Regions from separate parts of the Homo sapiens genome. Here region 1 is linked to region 2. The links are chromatin loops, found by intact Hi-C in ENCODE. Cell type or tissue: adrenal gland. All regions are shown on one strand. Links, peaks and the distances in the headings refer to the core of each region. The heading gives the core; the rest is flanking DNA.

Region 1 (11,623 bases), core at 3,871-6,370, 190 kb after region 2:
AATTACAGATGTGACCACATTATATTTCTATCAGACAGTGCTGCTCTTGAGTTTCCACTGTAGGGACAACACCTCAATTCTGGGCAGAAGGAAGGGAGGCACCACTGCCTTGGGGCCCCCCTTCACCTAAATCAAGTGTCTCACTGCTTGCCACCAGGCCTCCCAGGGAGCCAGGGAGCTGCCTTTCAACACAAGGTAATGGCTCCGTGTGGTTTTCCTTAAAGGTTACACAGCCTTGAACCATTTCCTGAAATTGTTTGAGTCATTCCCTCATTCTTTCTGACATATTTTAAGTAAGCTGGACAGGCACGTGCAACAGAGTGTATCTGAGCCTCCAAAATTACCATCTGGCAGCTCTTTGTTATTAAACAAAGAATTAACTCACAAAAGGCTAACAAGAGGCAGCAAGGACACCTGCTTGGAAATTCCAGCTCAGTGGATTTACAGAGGACTCTTCTGATGCATTTGCGTATTTTTCAGTGGGCTGAGCTTAGCACTTTAAAAGCAATGCCTCATTTTATCCTCACACCAACCCTTTGGGGTAAATATCTGACCCCTGCCCTTTCACATTAGATTTATACCCAAGGAGCGAGATTATCCAGAAAGCAATCCCTTATTAAATGACCTCAAAATGGTTATGGGGTGTATATGTGTGTGTGTGTGTGTGTGCTCACATAGTTTCATCCATCACTTTTCCAGATTCAGAAAAGTTTGATTTATTACAAGAGGGAAAAAAATCTCTCCTTTCAAGTTCAATACGTTAACTCTTTACTCATCCTTAGAAATGGACAGCAAGGAAGAAACAACGCTGGAACCTACTCCATCATTTATTTGAGAAATAAAGTGTTTTGGGGGTCCTATTCCCAGGGTGACAGTGTTGAATGCCATAAGCTCCCTGCTTTAAAATAACCTATGCTCTGGTACAGAAGATAAAACACAAATATCCAAGTAACACAAATACAGGTGGAAAGAAGGTGCTAAGACAGCTCAGATGTGAGGGAGCTCAGCACCAGAAGGCCCACAGCCCACCCTGGGGAGAACGGTGAGAGGAGGGTTAGCAGAGAGGAATCGCAGGTCAGGGTGGTGGAAAGTCAGCCCAGGGGAAAAAGCTCGGCAGCTGGCTCTGGAAATGGAGTACGTTTCACACAGGCAGAGCCAGGAGTCTGGAAGGCATGGGAATGCTTCACTTGCCAAGTCATGGTATTCAGAACGGATGCCCCAGCAGACTAGCTCCTGGGAGGCAGCGGTTATGGCTTACGAGTCTCCATCTGCCCCGGGCCCAGCACAGTGTCTGGCACACAATGAGCACTCAATAAATAGGGTGCCATCCAAATCGGAACACTTGAGAGTGAAATAGAGAACTATTAATGATTATGCTGGGACAACAGGCATAAACCAGGACTGTCCCAGGCACACCTGTACATAGGACACTACATCACTGATGTGTGTAGAAACAGAAGTGAATTGAAAATAGAGAAGCAAGGGGTGGGAGGGACAAGTGTGGGACTAGGCCAAGTAAGACAGTGCCCCGAATGCAGGCATGAAATAACCTGAGCTGTTGGAGGACAGGGCCCAGTCTTTTTAATCTTTGTTTCCCCTCCACCAGACACAGAGCTGTGTACCCAACAGGTACTCAACACATGCTGGTGGGCTGAAGGCATGGACCAGACTTCAAGCTCTTCAGAAGAGGTTTAAGTGACAGTCATTGTTTAAACTGCAGAGGCCACAGACAGGCAGGGAAGATCAAACAGAAGTGCAGAGAACCTCCAGTCCCCAGGACTCCTGCCTGCCCTGGACTCACAGACCCACATTGAGCTTTCCTCCCACCTCAGAGCACGGACACACGTGCACAGGAGCGGCTGAAAAGTGCAACCTCGTCCAAGACCAGGAGAAACCTAGCACCAATCCACCCAGAAATGGGCCATCCAGAATGGAGTTTTCTCTTTCTCAGACTAACTAGGTAATAATAATGAGAAAAGCCATCATCTTTTGCATTCAAAGTCATAGAACTAGTTGGTTGCTGGATGGGATTCAAACCCAAGACTTGGCTGCTTACCAGCTGTGAGATCTTAAATAAATTAAATGCTCTAAATCTCAGATCCCTCAATGGTAAAATGAGATTTTATTTTATTTTTATATATGTAGATATAATTCTGATACAATTTTCTGTATATAATCACATATTAACATATGTAATTGTATTCTTTATAAGGACTTCATGTACATGTAAAACATGTAGCATATAGTAAATGCTCAATAAAAGATAGCTATTATTGTTACTGTTACAACTTAATTTCTTCTTTTTATTTACATAGCCCTTAATACATTTTTTTTAAAAGAAGCAACTCTCTGTCACCCTCTTCACACAAATCTCCTGGGATGCATGTGAATAAACTATTCATCCACCATTGGACCCACCATTGTTCCAACTCCCATGAACTGGGGCTAGGGCTGTCTTGTGAAAAGACCCCCAGGCTACCTATGGATGGCTGCTTCGAAGGGGTGGGTTTCCTCAGCCTGGGCGCTTCCCTAGCTCTCTGTAGGTGACAGAATCCTTTCTGCCGCACACAGCGTACTCACTACAATCAACAAATTCCCCATCTGCAAAACAGAAGTCACCAAGGAGGCTGGTGGCCCACAGTAACCTGTCAGGGAAGAAATATAGGAGGCCACCATTTTCTCACAAAATGCAGGAAGGACCCATGCAATTTCTAAGCTGGCTTCTCGTATTCTGTTTGCCCCAAGAAAGCAGACCCAAGAAAAGGAGAAGGAAAACCACTTTAAAATTTTCTGCTTAATAAGAGCTTGTACCTCAAGAGCTTCCTGGTCTCTGAGAAGGGGAAATAGATTTCTGACATAGCTGTGTCCAAAAACACTGCAGTGAAGTTTAAAAAAACTGCTGAAAAGTCAAGCTCAGTCAGTTGACTGCTGACAACACTGTCCTTCAAGCAATAGGCAGAGAATGCAGAAGAAATTATAGCCCACACCACCCTCCTATAAGGGGCACCCCCTCCATTAACACACATCAGCGTGGGCTGGCGAGCTGCACTAGGTCACATAAAGTCAGTGCTGCTGACTCAAGCCTGGCCCCACGTTGTTGATGAGGAGCACTCGCTCTCACGGTCAGTGTGAGGAGAGAGGCATCTGGCCCCTCCGAGGCCCACTTGCTTCTGATACCTGCATCAACTGCCAGCTGGTGGCTTTGTCCGTTTTCCCCTGTAACTTTTGGTATCTATGTCTTCGAGCTCCTTGCTTTGTGGTCTATGGACCAGCAGCACCAGCGTCACCAGGGAGCTTGCTAGAAATTCACCTCAGATCTGCTGTATCAGGATCTGCATTGAACAAGGTCCCAGGTTCTTCGTGTGCACGCTAACGTGAGGAGTCCTTGTCAACCAGCCCGTGAAGATGACTGAGAGGCTCTGGCTTGCTCTGGTCCAGAGAGAAAGAACGTGCCAGCTCCGAGAGCTGCCTTACCATTTGCCCTCTTCTCTTCCCACATTTCTTATTTGCTCCATACTTTCTATTTTCTTCTCACCATCTGCTTCTAATCATTTTTTAATCCCCCAAAAAACTATGAAACGAGTCTTGACCCCTTCCAAATGCAGAGGCAGTTAGAAAGAGGAAAAGATTTGCAGGGTAGAGCAGAAGGAAAAAGGGGCCCAGTGTTTACCAGACCCCTACTAAGAAGTCAGTATTCTGCTCCCCATTTCAGCTGAGGACACTGAAGCTCAGCAGTAAAGGTGAAGCAACTTGCCTGAGACCATGTGGTTGATCAGAGCAAGACCTGGTCCACCCTGGCCTGGCCCAGCCCCTGCCATGCTAAGCAGGAAGAGTGCTTCAGTTCATGTGCTTCACACATGTTGAGTTGAAAGGGAATCTTTCCACCCAGCACTAGCAAGAGCATCAGGAAGGAGGGCTTTTCTACGCTAAAAGGCAATATTGTAATATGTCCCAAACCTAAAATGCCTTCCCTTTCCCACTGAGCAATACCACTTCCATCCTCTGCACTGCCACCTTTTATCTAGTTCTATGCCACTGAAAACAGAAAACATCACATCCAAGATGGTGACATCCTTTGAAGGACCCACTCAACTTGGTGAACCATCCAACCTTCTTCTGTTCTGTTTCCCCCATTGTATATGGGGCCTGTATGTGGATATAAACATTTGTGTGTGATTGTTCCAAAACACTAGAGGGAGAGATTATGTTCCATGGTACACTTGCAACTCAGGTTTTAATCAGCATGTCTAAGTACAACGTGAAACAGTCAATGTGACCTCAATCTATTATTTGTATTTCCATTTGGCTGTGTGGCTTGATCTGTGTGACTAGTGCCTTGGGAGGCTCCATGCTGTACTGTGGCAGGAGCTGTGAGTTGTCTGTCCAGTGTCTGTCCCTCTCCTTCTTAAAAATCAAACTTCAATATCTGCACTGTCCAACATGGTAGCCACTAGCCACATGTGTTATTTCAGTTTGAATTTATATTAATTAAAAGTATAGAAAAGTAAAAAGTCAATGCCTTATTGGCACTAGCCACATTTTAAGTGCTCACAGTCATATGTGGTCACTGGCCACCATATTGGACAGTGCTGATACGGAACATTTCCTTCATCACAGAAAGTTCTGCTGGAGAGCAAAACTCTATAGTGATAGGATTTATAAGATGTCTAGCTGGTACTTAGACATCTTCCAACCTCTTTTAAAATATGGATGGTCAATGCGTTATAAGCAGAAGTCACTGGAGGCTCTTTACAGGGGCCTCAGACCAGATTATAAAGAGCCCCTTTGCATGTCCCACTTCTTCCTGCATGAAAAACACATACAATGGCTGGAGCCCCAGAGCCATTTTAGGGGTAGGAGGAAAAGATGCTCTTAGTGTTGGAGTGTCCACAGCTCAGCCCTTGGTCCCCCTCTCTTCTCTATCTCCCCTCACACCCTGGGTGATCTCATCAAATCTCCTGGCATTAAATACCATCTGTCTGCTGGCGACTCCCAAATTGATACTTCTTACTCAGACTACTACTCAAACTGAAGACTCATACATACGCATACACACTTAAACATCTACCAGTGTGTCTAAAAACAAACTCCAGATCTTCCCCCTTTCAACCTGCTCACCTGCACCTTCCGTTGAAAACACCACCAGTGACAACTCCATCCTTTTAGGTACTCAGGCTGAAAAGCTTGGAGTGACCCTTGATATCTTATTCCCTCACAACTGACAATCAAACCCTCAGGAAATGCTGTAGGATCCCCCTTCAAAATGCACGCAGAATTTGACCACTTCTCACAATGTTACCACTATGGCCCCAGTGGAGCCACCCTCTTCCCTGGGTAACGCTCAGTCTCCTAACCCCGTTCCTGCTGCTCTACCGCCTCCTACAGGCCTTCCCAACATAGCCGCCAGCAGGGGCCTGTAAAAATGGAAGGCAGGCCAGGTCACCACCCTGCCCAGATCCCTCACACACTCCCATCCCCCTCTGAGTAAAGGCAAATCCTTCCCAAGGCCTAGGAAGCCCAAGATGACCCGCTCACAACCATCACTGCCACTCTGACCTCTTTGCCCACACTGGTCTCCCTGCTCCTCCTCAGACACACCAGACACTCAGACACTGGTCTGAGCCCTCCTCCAGGAACCCGCTGTGCTAACTCCCCAGCCTCCTTCCATGCTTTGCTCAAATCACACCTCGTCAGTGAGGTCACCCTGACCCCCATAACCCCATGCCTGCACTCCCAAACCCGCTTCACTGGGCTCTATTTTCTTTCTTTTTTTCCATAGCCTCATCGCCTTCTAATGCACCTTAATTTTCTTCTTATTATATCTATTGTCTGTCTCCCCCTACTGGGATATAAACTCCCAGGGGGACAAGGATCCTTGTCTCTTCACAGCAGAGCTGAGGGCCCCCCAGCCTACGGCATAATAGGTATGCAATGCACATTTCCTGAATAAGTGAAAGGTCAGAGAACATCCTCGAGTCACTGAACCAACATCAGCAACTTCTCTTCCTCTAGAAGAGAGAGAAATTATCTTGATGTGCTTAAGCCCCTGTCCTGGGGTCTCAATTCCTGCAAGCTGAGTGGAATTCCTGTCTGATACCTCTGTGAAGACCAAAGATATTATGTTTTATTCTCAGACAGCAGTAAGAACTGGGAACTCCCTGCAGACACCATGGTACTCAAAGCGCTACTAATGACCCAAATGATCACCTTCCCCAGAGTTGAAACTCCCCTGTGCTCCCAGGAGCAGAGGAGAGAGGTGGTGAGCAAGCTATCGTACTTTCATAATCACCTCTCTCAATGTCTAAAAGCTCCCTTTTGGGGATGGCAACTAACTTTGGAAAACCACTTTAAAGGAGGAGTTAAAAATACATACCTTCAGTGATGTTGGATGTATATGTTTTTAAATATATAGGACACAAGTATTCTGTGGTATTCCTGCAGAAAATATACATCCTGAATCTAATCATGATGAAACAGACAAACTGACCTGTACTCTTCAAAAATGTCAAGGACATGAAGGAGCAAGGCTGAGTGACTTTTCCAGACTAAAGAGATGTGACAGCCAAATGCAATAGTGCGGGATTTTCTTTTGCTACCAAGGACATGAAGATAACTGGTGATATTTGAGTGAGTTCTGCAGATAAGCTAACAGTAATGTATCACTTAATTTCCTTATTTCAATAATTGTGCTATGGTTACGTAAAAGAATGTCCTTGTTCTCAGGAAATATCCCTGATGTTAGGGATAAGGGGGCATCGCGTCTCCGACTTACTCTCAAACAGGTAAGAAGTACGAATAGATAGAAAATTACAAAGCAAATGACATTTAGGGAATCTGGGTGAAGAATTTACGGTATTTCTTTGTGCTATCCTAATGACTTTTTTGTAAGACTGCTATTATTTCAAAATAAAGATTTTTTTTTTTTTTTTTAGATGGAGTCTTGCTCGGTCTCCTAGGCTGGAGTGCAGTGGCACAATCTTGGCTCACTGCAACCTCCGCCTACCAGATTCAAACAATTCTCCTGTCTCAGCCTCCAGAGTAGCTGGGATTACAGGCACCCACCACCATGCCCAGCTAATTTTTGTAATTTTAGTAGAAACGGGGTTTCACCATGTTGGCCAGGCTGGTCTTGAACTCCCGACCTCAGATGGTCTGCCTGCCTCAGCATCCCAAAGTGCTGGGATTACAGGCGTGAGCCACCACACCTGGCCCAAAATAAAAATGTTTTATGCGAAAAACGTGTGTGTGTGTAACATACACAGAGAGCTGGAGTACATGCATGCACACACGCATACGCCCAAGAGAGAAAGAGAGCGCTATTTGTCAAAAGTTTGCTCAAGTCCAATACTTCCATAATTTTTTACGCCTACCCACTTAACTTCAGGCCAATCAAATATTTACTGAGAAAATGACTCTCTCATTAAAGAGTCTAAAAATATTCCCCTTCCAAAATGAGAAGAAAAGAGGCCATGATATTAATACTAATACGTTGACTAAAAATAATGATTTTCTCTAACAATATAGGCATGAATAAAATCTATACTTTTATAAAATAAGAAATAAATAATAATTTGCTGGTACAACCACAGAATATGTTAGTCCCCTTATCCCACGCAATGAGGCTTCAGGGGCCAGGCTTCCTTTCTTTACAAGGGGTCATCTAAAACAGACTTAAGCATACATGACAGAGGAATAAGTGTGACAGTCTGAGACATGACGGGCCCTCAGAAAACCTTAGCTGGCTCCGAATCTTTCCTCAAAACAGGAATTCTCTGCACCGACGCGTCACTGCCACCTTTACCCAGATCCAGCTGTAGCGATCTGCTTTTGCATCTGTGTCCTATCTTATTGTGACACACAGCACGAAGGGAAGCTGGCTCCCCCACTTCCCCTGCTTGTGATTCCCACCCAAACACGACTTTCATTATCAGTCTTGCCTTGAAAGCCACTCACTCCAGCCTCTGCAGCCAGCCCTGGATGCCCAGAAAGTTGGCCCATGGTCTTATGCCTTCACGAAAACATAGTGTGGCTGTGTCCACACGGCTCATCCGTCTTCATTCAGAGGCCCTCTTGGGCCTGTCACTTGGATGTGTCTCGGACACCAAAGCTCTGTGTTGGAGGATAGAGATGGCAAGGGCTTTTTCCACATCTGGAGTCTGTATGTCCGGGAGGTGGGGAGGTCTGGCGAGGCAGCTCTTTGGGGTAGACTGAGGGACCAGCTACTACTCAAAGAGTGATTCCAAGGCCTGTTGCTCCTTGAGCCATGTGGATCCCACTTATTGGAACAGAGAATTCTCCAAATGACCTTAGGAATGGATGCCGTGGGAATGGGTGGAGAAGACAAAGGAAAGAATAGTGACACAATTTGGGCCACCTTGATATGTTATTTCTGATTAAAGCAATGGATAAGAAAAGGGCAGGACCAGCCCTTAGGTCTCACATGATCAAGGCACAAAGCAAGAAAACCAGATTGTTCACAGCTAGTTCACTCTGTACTAATTAAGACTAAATTCAGTTGCAGGAGGTAGGAAAACTTCCAGAGCTTAAACAGTCCTGTGGGAGGTAATAACCCCCAGTCCCCTCCAAGCAAGCCCAACAGTCAGCAATTCATGCGTCTTCAGAGTACAGAGAGGCTGCTGTGCATCTTCAGAGTGCAGAGGGGCTGGCGAACAGAATCCCAAATGTGCACGGAATGAGGGTGAAAAATAAGATCTCAATAAATTTAAATGAAATCTTTTCCATTGTTTTAAATGGAAACAATTACACTATCCAATAAATCCAGTCAAAATACAGAGTACCTCTGAACCAATGTACAAACATAAAAGCTGTCGTCTGGTGGTTTAACTGACCCCACAAATTTACTTTCCTATTATTCATCAACTTAAAAAGCCACAGGAAACAAGAAAGAAAAAAGACTCTGATAATCAAACATCTGTGTATCAGGCATGACTTGAGTGATATGACCAACTTATTAACAAACATGCTAGAAGCCCAATACTCACCAGTATGCGATATACCCATGGAACAAACAAGCACCTGTACCTTGTGAATCTAAAATTAAAAACAACAATAACAACAAAAAAACCCTCAACATATTCAGTTGTGTGCTGGAGCTTGCTGCAGTGGGTTTCCAAAAGCCAACTGTTAAATTTTCAGAAAGTTTATGAGCCAGGGTTGTTAAACACAGCCATTATTAAAAGTTAAATTGAATAAACTTAAAAATAAGTAAATTATATTAAGATAAATGTAATAAATACTCAACACTCATAACTTCCTAATTATTTTACCATACTTTACTATCATCTATGCTCTTAAAGATATTTAGAGCTATTGGAAATACTAAACAACTGTGTGCTATTGTGCATCTCTTCCTAACTCCACATTCAGTGATGTCTCATTGGTAGCTTGAAATCAGACATGATAAGAATATTTACACCAGGGAAATTTGCAAAATGCTACAAAAGTCATGTCCCCTCTTTCCAAGAGCTAGTTGTTAAACATTAGCAGCACATCACTGCTCTAGAACATAAACCCCCAAAAGCTGTCACCTCTGGGGGCCATATGCTTAACACAGAGAAGGTCCCAGGACTCTATTATGAAGAGGCAGTGAAGTCTCTCACTAGTTCATAGCCTGAGTCAGGTTACTTAACCTCTCTTTCTTCATGTAAAGCCTGTAGAAGAGTATCTGGCATATAATAAGTACTAGTTACTAATAGTTCTAGCTTGTATTTATGAGGGGTGTTACAATGTAGTGGTTTAAACCCAAGTCTTAGGAGCCAGACTTGCGGGTTTAAATCCTACCTCTGCTACTTGTCAACTGTAAGGTTGTGAGCAAGTCCCTTCACTCTTCTATGCCTTGTCTTTGAAACAGTAAGATGAGGATAAAAACAGTAACTATCTCACATGTAGTGACTCACAGTAACCAGCACATACTAAATGCTCGATTAGTGTTAGCTGCTTTTATCGCTATTACCTGAATATTATGGGAATTCTTTTAAAATCATTTTCAAAAGGAGTTTAATTACTACATTCTTTAATACTAATTCCTGTATTATTATACCTCACTTTTCCCCAAACACACTATTATCTACTAGAGAGGATTGCAGAGAAATCTTGCTGCTTCCAAAATTTGAATTAACTCCTAGAGTAAAAATGGACCATGATAAAAGTGAATAAACAAACCATGGAAGAAATTTCAAAACAGGAATGACTAGAAGGTGATTACTTTGAAGGGAATCATGCTTATAATGAATATCTAAGTTCAAGGTTTGAGGCAGAAGGGATCTTTATAATCACATCTCAAATATAAAGACAAAACCAATAAAACAGAACACATTATCATGTGTGACTTCAAAGAATACCAGTGTTAAAAGGGCATCAACAGTATATATTAATAGATGAACCCAGTGTAAATGAATAACTGTAAATAGAAAGTCACCTCTTAAAATAAAAATTTTACCCATAGCAATTGCTACAAACTGCATCTCACATACTGTACAAATAAGCTTACGATAACCACTGAAGTGTCAATGCTGTGACCATACTTACATATTTAAATCAGCTCCATTTCAAAAAAGGACTTAAGGCGGGCAAAGCCTTTGGATTAGAATTTTTGTGCCTTCCTTTGCTAATCACAATGTCCTCTGTGGCAAGTGTCCAAATGCAGAAGATTAAGAGCCCTTCATTGCACCCAAGAAATAAATCAATGGCCAAACAGTGCTCATCGGAGATATCAGCTCCCATGCTGAACATTCACCACACCCTTTCCCTTCTTGATTCATCCCCAGTTTGTTCTCCAGCTATGCACAACATGGCCTCCCAGAGGAGATGGTCAAGGCAACCCACACTCAGTGAGCTGACTTCCAGCGTGGTCTCCAAAGCCCAGCTTCCCGGTTCCTTAGTGCCATCTGTGTGAGCAGAGCATATCGCATGAGCAGCGGCTTCACACCTGAGCTGGATGATGAAGGTAGTTTCCCACACATCAGTTCTATGCATCCCAACCTTCCCCTCTTTTCTTGCCCTAGTTTCCAGCACCCCTTACCAAACATTCAGGCCATCTATGCTACCTACAGACCAGGAGAGCCTGCCAAGGGCACAAAGCCAACTGCAGGAATCAAGAAAAATCTCCCATTTTCCTTGGGCACCCTATAGCTGAGAGGCTTGTCCTCTGTAGGACATATGTCCAAGGTCACCTTAGAGAGCACCAGGGCCCCTCCATGCTGCCCTCTCAGGGGTCCTCAGCCAGGATACTATGGATCTAGGGGAGAGAAGAGGAGCCTCTTCTGGAGAAGCAAACTAAGATAACTAGTCTACAAGCATCAGATCAGGTTAGTCTGGAACTGACATATAGAAGACCACCTGGACAGGTTAAATAAATCAAGGAATAGTGAAAAAGAACTACTGAAAAAGAACAGGAAAGCTCTATATGCACCAATATGGAACAATCTCCACGAAACTTTTTTTAACAAAATAAGTTTGATTGAGATATAATTTACATACATAACATTCACTAATTTTAGGTGTGCACTCTGTTAAGTTTTAATAAATGCAACCATACAACCGCTACAACCACGATCTTAGAATATGTTCATCGCCCCAGAAAGTTGTCTCATCCCTCTTTGAA
Region 2 (11,623 bases), core at 4,834-7,333:
CAAAAAAAAAAAAGAAAAAAAAGGAAAGAAATAAGCCAGATATAGAAAGACAAACATCACATGTTCTTATTTGTGAAAATCAAACAAAATTGAACCAAAACAATTGAACTCAAAACCAAAACAATTGAACTCATGCAGACAGAGAGTAGAGGGATGCTAACCAGAGGCTGGGAAGGATAATGGGGGGATGGCTGTGGCGGGGGGTGGTGGGGATGGTTAATGGATTAAAAAAATTGAAAGAATAAGACCTAGCAATTGATAGCACAATAGGGTGACTATAGTCAATAATAATTTAATAGTACATTTTAAAGTAACTAAAAGAGTATAATTGGATTGTCTGAAACACAAGGGATTTCTTGAGGGGATGGATACCCCCATTTTACATGATTATTATGCACTGCATGCCTGTATCAAAACATCTCATGTATCCTATAAATATATACACCTACCATGTACTCACAAAAATTAAAATGAAAAAAATTTAAAAATATTCTACAACTAGATGATGATGACAGGTTCACAATTGTGTAAACATATTAAAATAATTGAATTGTATGCTTTAAATGGGTGAACTTTAAGGTATGTAATCATATCTCAATAAAGGTGTTATTTTTAAAAAGATGAGTAAAATATAAAATATATAAGTTTTGTCAATTTAAAACTAAATGTTTAAAAAGGATAAGTAGGAGAGAGGAAGGAATGACATGCTGCTTGGTGGCCTGGGCACTAGAGAGAGAATCCAGGGAATCTGCAACTCTGAAGTTGAGGTCAGAAGGGCAGAGCCAACAAAAAGCCAGAAATCTTACCAGGTCTTCACACATGACAGGATGTATGAAGATCTAGCTCCAGCTAGCTCTTCCCTAGAAAACTGTGTCTTTGGTTTTCTGCAATAGTTGGTTCCACTTCAAAGAATAAATAGATAAAAACTGATAGAGCAGATGAGTGGGTTGCCAACTCCTGATTCAAAAAAGAACAATATTCACCAAACAACCTGAAGACATAGAAAAGGAAGGAATATCTGACCATAGCTGAAATAACTAATTTGAAGTGAAACATGAGTGCACAGAATTAAAAAGAAACATCCTGGCATGTCTGGGAAATCCCATTTCAAGCATGAATGGGGTAAGCAATGAAGAAAAGGATGCTGATTTGCACTATTTCACTCATCAGAGCCAGGAGGACAGGAGAGCTTGTATTACCATCTTTATTTTTAACAAATGTCTTTATACTGGATTCTCTGCAAATGTTCATGTGTAATATCTGCATTATTTTTGGCCATTGTTTTTCAGGTGGGGAAATGCTTTAAATTTTGATGCCAAAAAAGCCTCTTATTGTCGAGAAATTAATGTGTCTGTTTAAAAACTATGATGAAATGTAAAAAGCAGGCCCAAGACTAGTATTTCTGCCTTTCTCCTGTGTACAATGGCAGTGGAGCCTTTAAACAATTATGTAGCTTGTTGAATAACCGATTTTTAAAAGCATAGAAAAATCTGTTCATATGGAAAGTCTTATGTTCTCCTTCAGGAACAATATTACTGGAATAAGGAAATATAGAAACATTTTCTCCGTATTCCTGGCCTCCTTCCACAGTATTTTCACCTTCTGGTCATTATCACTGCCAAGCTGGTTAGTGACCTTCCTGCAGGACAACCACAATAACAACCATTATACCAATAAATAAGTAGTCAGACAATTCTCAAGGAAAAAGTGGGCTTTGCTAGCACAGAAGGATCTCCTTCTAATCAATGGCACACACTATCAATCTTTCAGACCCAACTCTCTCAACCCTGGATTGAATGCTGTGCACTTCCTGAGGCAATGGATCACGGAGGAGTTTATCTAAGGGACATGCCAATCACTCATTCCCCAGGGCTGGATTCTCTAGCCTGAGTCCTATTTCAGGTCAGATGTGAAGAAAACTATTTGCCTGAATACCAAACTTTAAACTCACTGTAAAAATTACCTTCAGAGAAACAACTGGAAGGATAAGCTGCATACCCTCAGATTTCTTTCTTTTGTTCCCCAGAGGGTGATAAGAACATTTGGTATATTCTGTGCAACCCCTGTTCTTCTTTTCCTTCTTTCAACACTCATACCCTCTTCATTACATGGTCTGTGTTACTTGAACCCTTCTAAATAATTTTCTGAACTACATCTTTAATTGCAAGACACCCCCAAAACTATAAGAGTAGGAAAGAGTAGAAACAACTAAGATGAAATAAACCCATCAGGTCTTTATCTATTTCCTACCCAATTACGAAAAGCAAAGGAGAAAAATAAAATAACTCTGAGAAGCAATTCAGAAATGCAGAGGTGCTGTTCACAGCAATCACTCTACTGTCTCAAAAACAAGCTCTAACCCCATCCTTCCCTTTCTCCCCTGTAAATCAAGAGCAGGGTGTGACAGCAGGGGCTTAGTTGGTCAGAAGGCACATCCTCTGTGAGCTGGGGACATGTGTTATGTATCATGGTTTCGCAGTCTGTTGCTGGGAGAATACTCTGGGGAGAGGAAGACCATTGTTTGTCAGAGCCCACAAATGTTTTACTGCCACATTCTCTAGACCCTCACCCTGTCATTATTTGTCATCCCCTAAGTCCACCTAGGAGAGGCCACAAGGAAAGAAAATAATTATTATTTAGCCACAGCAGTGAATGCCAGAGTGGGAAACCATCTCTCCATGGGGAAGGACGCAAGAGGCAGAGAAGAGTTCTGGGAGGTAGAACCAGAGAGTGAGGAGATATGGACTGTTGTGTCCTATGGGTGAGTTGGGCCCATCTCCTTCACTTCATCCACACAGGGTCCGGCCAGTGCCGCCAGGTCTTGGCCCCAGCCCGGCTTCTCCCAGCTCTGGGACCTTCAGGATATCCTTTCTCGCTTGGGCCTACATTTCATGATGTGAAAATTATACGAAATTCAAATTTCATTGTCTATAAGGAACTAAAATTTTGTTTCTGTGTTATCTATGGCTGCCTTTGAACTACAGAAGTATGGTTGAATAGATGCTGCAGAGGCCAAATGGCCCACAAAGCCTAAATTACCCCATGGCTCTTTTCAGAAAAAGTTTGCTGACCCCCAACTAAGAGAAGAAACAGTGTCCTTCATGAGGTCCACAGTCTACACCAAGTGGACTTGCTGGAAATGATGCCTGTGTGCCTGGGCAAGCCAGCCATGGCTCAGTGAGGGAGCAGCGTGCCTCCCGTGGGGGCTCACAGGGGCTCACACTCCTCTGTTCTTATAAAACTGCCCTTCCGAAAGGCTGTTCCCCTGCAGGAGGAGTGGGCTCCTGGATGAGCTGGCAAGAAAATCTCAGGAGGAAGGGACACAGCAAATCCTCTGAGGCAGCCCTGCCCAGAAGGTGGGGAATGATGGAGAACAGAAAGGGGTCCTCATGGGGTCATCTGGGCTGGGACATTGGCTGAGGCCTCCACCACACAGAGGGCTTCTTGGGGAAAACTGGCATTCATGACGTGGACCTGTCCTTCCAAATCCTGAAAAAGCAGAGGGGCCTGCACAGCAGAGTACCAGGCATCGAAAAGGATTCATTCTGTGTGTGGTTACAGATCTCACACACACACCACACCAGCCAACCACAGAAGGGTTTCTCCTGACAAGAGCTTAGCCCTCTGTAGGAGAGACATCCCATGTGCCCTTCCGTTAGCCCCCACGGACAGAGGAGGTCTCCAGGAGTGGGTACCTGAAGGGTGATATTGATGGGCTGAAAGTGACACTCCAGGTCATCCAGCTGAATGAAGTTGGCTGCGTCCACGGACTCGCCATATACAAAGGAGGTTGGAGACATGATTCTGAAAGAGGAAAGCATGAAATCTGTCATCCCCACCCACAGTCAAGCACCCATGGTCACTGCCATTCTGAGAAGCAAACATTTGTCTCAATTTAATCCAGTGTCTTGCACCCAGTGCTTCCCTGCTGGGGCTGTTACATAGCCAGTCTGTGCTTTCTGACCAGGCATGAATAGTAGTGTCTTCTCATCTTAGGTTACGTCAATAAGCTGCATGGAGAAATATGCACTGGGATTACCTTTCTGAAATGACAAGATTATCATAGCTTTGACTTTTTAAAAACTGGATTATAAAAGTATACATTTTCTGTTTTGTCATTCGAAAAATGTTTTATGGGTTGAAGAAGATGATCATAAGCTTTTAAAAAATAAATATAAATGAGTTATGTATTTGGCATCCTAAACCCCACTCTATGACAAATTCACTTAAAAAACTTAAATTTATCAGACTGCCAAGATGACTAGAAGTTAGGCATTTGAAAGCTGAATCCGTTCATTGATAGCATTTTCCCTTGGATTTCGGAGGCTACATAAGAGGTGAGAAGAATTCAAGCTCAGTTTGCAGCAATGCTTTCAATGTTGCTTATATGAACACATTCCTGAGAAGAAACAAAGCTCTGACTGACACTCCCAGACAAATATCGACTTCTAGATGCTGGAGGCCACTCACTCACCTAAACACAACAATGGCAGATTTTTGAGACTAAGTCCGAATAGACAACAACTCATCCATTTTCAATGTTTAGTGCATTATTTTAGTAAGGTAGTGAGTTCCCAGCATTACCAAATGGCAAGAGCTGTTTTAGGTTCCTGGAGAGATCAGAGGTTGACTCATTTGTTTAACTGATGGCTTCATCAGGGGCTGTTAACACCTCCCAACAAGGTCCTCTAAGGACTGATTACATGATCAAGTGTCTGGGGGTGGTGGGGAGAATGTTTTCTCTTTGTCCCCAAGGATAGGGCTTGGTTCTGGGTATATTCTTGCTGTGCCTTTGATGAGACAAGTAAATAAATGATACAGTTAAAAATAGAGCTGTGAACAGAGGCAAAAATATGCTAATTTGCAAATATATTCCATCAGTACCTCATGTTTAAAAAACATGACCAAAAATGCCAAAAGCTCAGGAGCAGGAATGCTTGGAGACTCATTCCACTGGCTCCCAGCAGTGCGGGCTAGTGCAGGGATGGCTCTCCCTGCAAGGGATCAACATTTCTACTGCTAATCAAGGCTGAGACCCAGAAGCACTTGAAAACCGAAAAATTAGAAACTGTGAACCTCCAGAAAGTTCAGCTTGCATTTGGGTCAAGGGTTCAGTGGGTCCTCACCTGATCTAAACTAATTGTGTAAATCTTTTTTCCACTATCAAAGAGGTATGCACTCTGTTTTCTGAAGCTGGAAAGAAATGGAGTTCTCATTTTTCCAAGCTGGGGCTTTGGTTGAAAACTGACACAGGTTGTTTCAGGTCTCCACAGACTGCAGCCCAGGGTCCTGCTTTCCAACAATGCCAGCGGCACTGAATGACCGTGGACTTGACCCAGACAGACAGTGTGGCCGATGGGATGGTTCCCTGCCCATTCCAGACCATTATAGACATCAGGAAAAGCCACCTCTGGCTCTGCAGAGGGAGTTAACAGAAACAAGCAAAGCCAGCACTGCCTGTGGAGCTAATCAGAAAGTGGTCCTCCTGTGAGCCAGGACTGGAGACACATCTGGTGATAATCTCTGGCCCAGCAACTTCCAGCTGAGATTTTAATCCCAGGAGCCATGCTGCTTGTTACCATACAGCATTCTGGAGGGACTAGGGGCGGATGAGAATATATGCACATAAAGGTATATGGAATGTTCAAAGAAATTATGGGGCTTAAACTTGTCATCAAACTTCTCAGATTATCTACCAGGTGGGTGGGTAGGTGGGACAGAGGAGAAAACAAGGAGGGAGGAGTGTATGAGTTACTGCAGCTAAAGCTTCATCCTGCTTTTCAAGGCTGGGAGGAAGTGGAGGTGGCACAGCCCTTGGCTCCTGGCTGGCTACACATGCAAATATGAGAAGCACAGTGTTCCACTGGAGGGCACTCCTGTGTTGTGGCAACCCAGGACCAGGCTACTCACCCGGTGATGGACGTGTCCACCTCGTGCATCAGTGGCACCATCAGCACGAGGGTGTTGTCATGCAGGGATTCAGAGCGCTCCGTGTTGCCACTGTGCAGAGAGAGGAGAATGAATGAACGCTGGCCAACACTAGCTGTCCAGCAGTGGGCTTTCTCTGTTCCACTTTAGAGTTGAATCTCTACATTCTCCAAGGGCAGATGGCACCTCATTGCCTTCAGTCTGTTTTTGGTCCCTGTACATATCTATCAAGGGCACTCTATTGTCTTGGTTGTGTTCCACACAAAGATTTGAGTGTAAGTAGTTTATTCGAGAGGTGGCCCCAGGAAATGCCAGTAGGACTGGAGAGTGGAGAAGGGAGAGAGCAAAGGAAAGGAGACAATAAAGGCATGCCATACAGGAGGGTCGTGCTGTCGGCAGCCAGGGCCCAGTCTCGCGGGGACTCTGTGAGGCAGAGTCAGTCTTCCTAGCTGAGGGCATGGGAGCCAGGCCTTTATCCACTGACTCCTGAGAGCTGCTGTTGCTGCTGCTGGGGGTGGGGGTGGGGTGGAATGAACCCCCTGGCACCTGCCTGTCAGGCAAGTGAGTGGGCTCTGGCCAGAGAAAGCCTCAGCAGGGTGGCTGGTGCTGGGAGCCGGAATCTGCCCAGTTTGCGGATAGATTGGGAAGGGTGAGGGCTGAGGGGTTATGGGCAGGGCACCTACTGTGTGTGCTACTTGTGTAAGTGCCTGTTCCACGAACAATGGACCAATGAAGTTAGGGTATTGCAGCCAGGAAGGAGTTGCTAGACTTCAGCAGCTATGTCTCACCTGAAAGGACCACCCATCATCCATGGACAGCCAAGCCCAGGAAAGAGGCCCTGACCAAACCTACCACTATAAACATCATGGAAGCTCTCGCTATAGACCCTGGCTATAGCAAGTCTATGGGGGTAGATCAGGCATCGATATTTTTGAAAGCTCCCCAGGTGATTCTAAAATACATCCACATAAGGCCTCCGGGTGAGAAAGCACAGAACGGGGATTCTTGTGAGATCATTCTGGAAAGGTGAACATGAGGGAATTGATGCTGTTAAGTGGCTACTATGTGCCAGGCACTATGCCGGGCATTTCTCAGCATGGCCTCACTGAGACCTCAGAGCAACCCCAGAGGGAGATGGAGCACCCACCTTTGACAGGTAAGGAGCAAGTCAGATAAATCAGGTAACTGCCCAAGGCCCCCCTGCAAACCAGAGCTGAGATTCCAACCAGCTCAGTCAGACTTCAAACTAGGGCTCTCTCAGCTGTGACTCCTGCTCCTGATGCCAGATTTGGGAGCGAGAAGGAAGAGGAGCAAAAGAAGAAGGGAGGAGAAGGAACAGGAGGAAGAGAGAGAAGACCTAGTTTCCCTTTATTACTTTATTAAATTTCTAATAGGAATTGTGATCATTATTCCTTGGGAAAATGCGTGGCTCTTGGGTACATGTTCTTGAACCTACATTCACAGTTGGTTCCCAAGTTCACCCTGCATGGGCGGAAGAAAAGAGTCCCCTAGACCTGCTGAGGCTGGCTCAGCTCATCCTGACTGTTCCCCACCACGCCGTTCCCTGAACATCTGCTGAGTCCCTGTCTGCTCTGTGCCCTCTCTCTGCCCCCTCCAAGCCCTGCCCCACTGCCTTCCTCTCTCAACCAGCAAGTGCTGAATGGCAACAGCACTTAAATAGCTCTCACATCCCCTCTCCTTCTCCCTCCTATTGTTCTGAAACAATGGTGCTGTGTGACGCTGACCCCATAGGGCCACAGTCTCTGCCCTGGCTCCTCATCTGTCTTCCTACATGGGGTGACATCAGTCCCTCAGGGGCATCCACAGTTTGCAAAAGCAGCAGGATCAGGTGCCCACACAGCCTGACTTCCTTGTCCTTCCTTTCCCAAGGGGTGACAAAAGCCTTGGGATCACTGCTGTGGGCAGGCCAAAGGCGACTCCCCTGTGGATGGGTTAACACCATCCTGGCCCACTCCCGCCCCCACCCCAGCATCCTGCCAGGTCTTGCCCTGCCGTTTGTTTGGCCGGCTCAGGCCCAACCGTCTCATCTGTCATCGTGTGACTGCTCCAGAATGAGCTAAGTTGAAGAGTTGAGATAAAGACGTCAAACATCAAAAGGCTTCCCGTCATTCCAAAAGCTAATGAGCTGGGATACTTTCCAGTGGTCTGCAAAAGCCAGGCTGGTGGCTGCTGAGAGGAGAGGTTCAAGAAACTGCTCAGTCTCAATGTTATGTCCCCCTAAATCTACAAGTAGGCAAAGAGACCTTCAAAGGGTGGTGATGGAAGAAAGGAACAATTGAGATTTTAACTGTAGTTTTCAAGATAAGGAGCTTTAAGGATCTTTCCGTCATAGCAGGGAGTCAAGCGCTGTGTGTGGGTGCCCTCCGGGGCAGTCAGACCATATCTTCACCAATGCCTGAAAAGAAATGAGCATCTGAAATATTCTGGTGTGTGCTTAGAAGATAATATGGTCATCTTAACATTTGTGATTTAAGAAACTAGAAATTTTTATATTATTGAAGCTACAGATCCTAGGGCTTCCTGAAGCTATGCAGCACTGTTAATGTACATAGGGGGTGTTCTTGAATTTAGTAGGTTACTGTCATTTTCTCATGTGCCCAGCATTTAGCACTGCAACTGGTAAATATAAGGTGCACAATAAATATTTACTGAGTGAAAATGTGCCCAGCACAGAGTAAGGGATTATAAATAGTGGTTCTTAGCCTTGGCTGCTCATTAGAATCATTTGGTGAGCCCTTCTGAAAACTCCATTGCCCAGGTCTCACCCCAGGCAGAGGCAGGGTCAGGGTCTCTGGGGATAGATCAGGCATCGATATTTTTGAAAGCTCCCCAGGCGATTCTAATATGCATCCAAAACCAGAGCACTGCTGCTGTGTGGACATGTTATTCTAACAAATGAACCTTTCACAATTGCAATACTGGTTCCCTGCCCTCTCTGACTGTTATGATTAGCCCTGAATTAGGTGGAGGCAGGAAGTGTCTTCTATTTTGACAAGGGAAATCTCTTCCATGTCACATTCCTTCCCAGGCATACAGGCTGCCTCAGGTGTGGAAGGACCAAGAGAGCACATTGATGGGTCTGCCCAACAATGGCGAGTGTTCTGTGGATCCAAGAAATGGCAAGAGAATGAGAATTTTCAGGTTTGAATGGGCATCTGCCGCCCCTTATCAAATTCATCAACCTCATGCTCTGGGGCCAAGCTGTTGCACTGTGCCACTCCCCTTTTCAAAAACTTTCAGTGGCTCCTCAGTGCCATCAGGATATAGTTCAGATTTTCTAGGTGACCTTTGTCCCCCATGGTTTAGCGCCCAGGCTCCTCTTTCAGCCCCATTCCCACTGTGCTTGTGTGCTCCCCATCCTTCTTCTGAGAAGGTGCACGAATCCCCAGTACACTCTCGTGCCCACCACCTACACAGGTGTAACAGGGCTTCTTGCCCCATGGACAGCCTCACTGCCGTGCCCATGTTGCTTCAGCCTGAAAACAGACTCCTCTGTTTAAATGCTACCTCCCCACTGAAGCCCTTCTGGATTTTGTGCAATGGGAATGAAGTCTACCCTATCTATGCTTTGCATAGGCTTCTATTAGATCACAGTCATGTTTTATGTGATGTAAATTATGTGATCTTGAAAATAGTGTCAATAGAAAATAACCAAGTCTTGTGGACCAGTAAAAAGAAGCGGCTAAAAAGACATTATTGGGATAACTGGCATAATCAGAACATAAACTGCGGATTAGCTAATAGCATAGTGTCAATGTTCAATTTCCTGAATGTGATAACTATACTACAGTTTATTAAGAGAACAGCCTCATTCTTGGGAATGCACACTGAAGTATTTATGAATCAAGAGGCATGATTTCTGCAACTTTCACATGGTTAACAAAAAAAATTATATAGAAAGAGGATGATAAAATAGATGAGGCAAAATGTTAACACTGGGTGAATCTGGGTAAAGGGTATATAGGAGTTCCTTGCACTATTCTTGTAAGACTTCTGTTAAGTTTAAGATCATTTCCAAGTGAAAATGAAAAGGTTGCCTTGGGTGTCCAACCACCACCCCAATCAAAGCTTGTGTCTCCCTGTTCACCCACCTGAACGCCCCTCCCTCCACTGGAGCTGCCAGCCAAGTGCTACCTAGATGCTGCTTCAAGGCATGCTGGATCTGCCCTGGAGAAGGCATCTTGTAACTCCCCAGAAGCCCCCACAGGCACTCATGGCTATCCTGGAGAGGGGCGGGCACATGCTACTGAGGGGAGAAGCTGCCACCCCACGATCCCCTTTCCTATCCATCCACTTGGCTTCCAAATTAAGCCCTCTCTTGAGTAGCATCTCTTGGGGCCTCTGCCAACAGGCTCAGCCAGGCCCTCAGGCTGCAGGTGACCTGCCCACTCCATCAAGGGATACAGCACCATGTCCAAAAGCAGCAGTGGGCCCAGCCAGACAATTTGCAGAGGACATCTGTCTGATCTGGGAAATACACAGCCAAGTGGGAACTGACCTTGGACTAGAGCCTCACCCCCCTGGGCCTGTCTCTCCTCAGCTGTAGAATCATCACCTCTGAGTGGCTGATGCCCAGTTCCTCTCAGTTCAATCTGCAGTGGCGGCTATGCAAGCAGCACTAGGCAACCACCATCCCCAAGAAATCCAATTCCACTTTGCGGCTCAAGGCTTTATCACTGAGTAACCATTTCTTCCTCCTCAGCATCCTGGGATTCATCAAAGCTTAACCAGGACACATCCTTTCCTGGTCCCATAAATCTCTCATCTTTGAAAAAAGTGTTTAAACCCCCCCCTTACCTCTGAGCAGTAACAATGAAGCTGAGAACTTCCTCTTCCCCAGACAGGTGGCTTGTATCAAAGATCACGCTGAATTCATACTAGTGAAAAAGGAAGTGGTATTTGGCATCAGCAGGCATTCCAAACTTAAACTGTTCTCTTCCATCTTCTGCAGTTTATGACCTCTGGAAGCTCATTTGCATGATAAGCTTTAGTTTTATGTATAGCTTTCTGACTGTCAGGCCAAAGTCACAGCTTTAACAGTAAAACCAAGCCTGACACATACTCTGGCCAGAGACCTGCTGCTCCTGTTCCGCCACCGAGGCTCTCCTTAGGAAGTGATGCGTTTACACTCTTTAACCGGGACTTTCTAAGTTTCACTCACATACCATCTTTTCAATTTCTGCCACATCTGCAAATTACATCACCTGGGATATTTGTTCATATTTTTGTTGCCTTACTCTTTTAGTTTAAAGATTGTTTTAAAAGAACAATTTATATCACTGTCATAGATGGGAATCCAGGATCACTTGCCAAAAAGAGAAGGTAGTTGTAAAAATGAACACAATGAAAACAGAGCAATGCTGAACTCTGTTGCCTTTGGAAGCCTCTGAGCCTAAGGTCTACTCCATCTTTGTTGAAAAGGGAGATTTGCTGGTGATAGAGAAGTGTTAAAGATGTGCTAGCAGGATTGGAGACGTTCTCCTGAGTGTGGCTAGGATTGGAAGACTATTGAAAAGTCTTATGCGCTGAATGTTTGTGTCCCCCCGCCACTCCTCAAATTAATATGTGGAAGGCCTAACCCCCCTATGTGATGGTATGTGGAGATGGGGTCTTTGGAAGGTACTTAGGTTTAGATGAGGGTGAGGCCTTCATGATGGAATTAGTGCACTCAGAA

What was found. A loop is a pair of places that touch in the nucleus more often than their neighbours do. Peaks named below come from ENCODE experiments on the same cell type or tissue, not always from the same donor. Only the 100,000 strongest peaks of a DNase experiment are listed, where the experiment ranks them.
Region 1: a loop joins it to region 2, with 2.2 times the contacts of the local background. A loop is called at or near these places in 5 of 110 quality-filtered maps.

The regions. Positions count from the first base shown.
Region 1 is chr3:37,548,321-37,559,943 of GRCh38, reverse strand. The region is part of intron 15 of ITGA9 (integrin subunit alpha 9); the gene reads right to left. Among named protein-coding and RNA genes, the nearest start is that of ITGA9, 100 kb to the right of the region's middle. In adrenal gland, for the core only: no CTCF peak of the experiment used is centred there; no DNase peak of the experiment used is centred there; H3K27ac peaks cover 873 bases.
Region 2 is chr3:37,736,107-37,747,729 of GRCh38, reverse strand. It overlaps ITGA9 (integrin subunit alpha 9), which reads right to left. Exons shown (of 28, transcript NM_002207.3): 20 at 10,747-10,826; 21 at 5,911-6,000; 22 at 3,696-3,804. Among named protein-coding and RNA genes, the nearest start is that of ITGA9-AS1, 120 kb to the left of the region's middle. RefSeq lists enhancers at 4,276-4,953, 5,356-6,164. In adrenal gland, for the core only: a CTCF peak has its summit at 5,862 (motif pointing right); a DNase peak (open chromatin) is centred at 5,899; H3K27ac peaks cover 1,018 bases.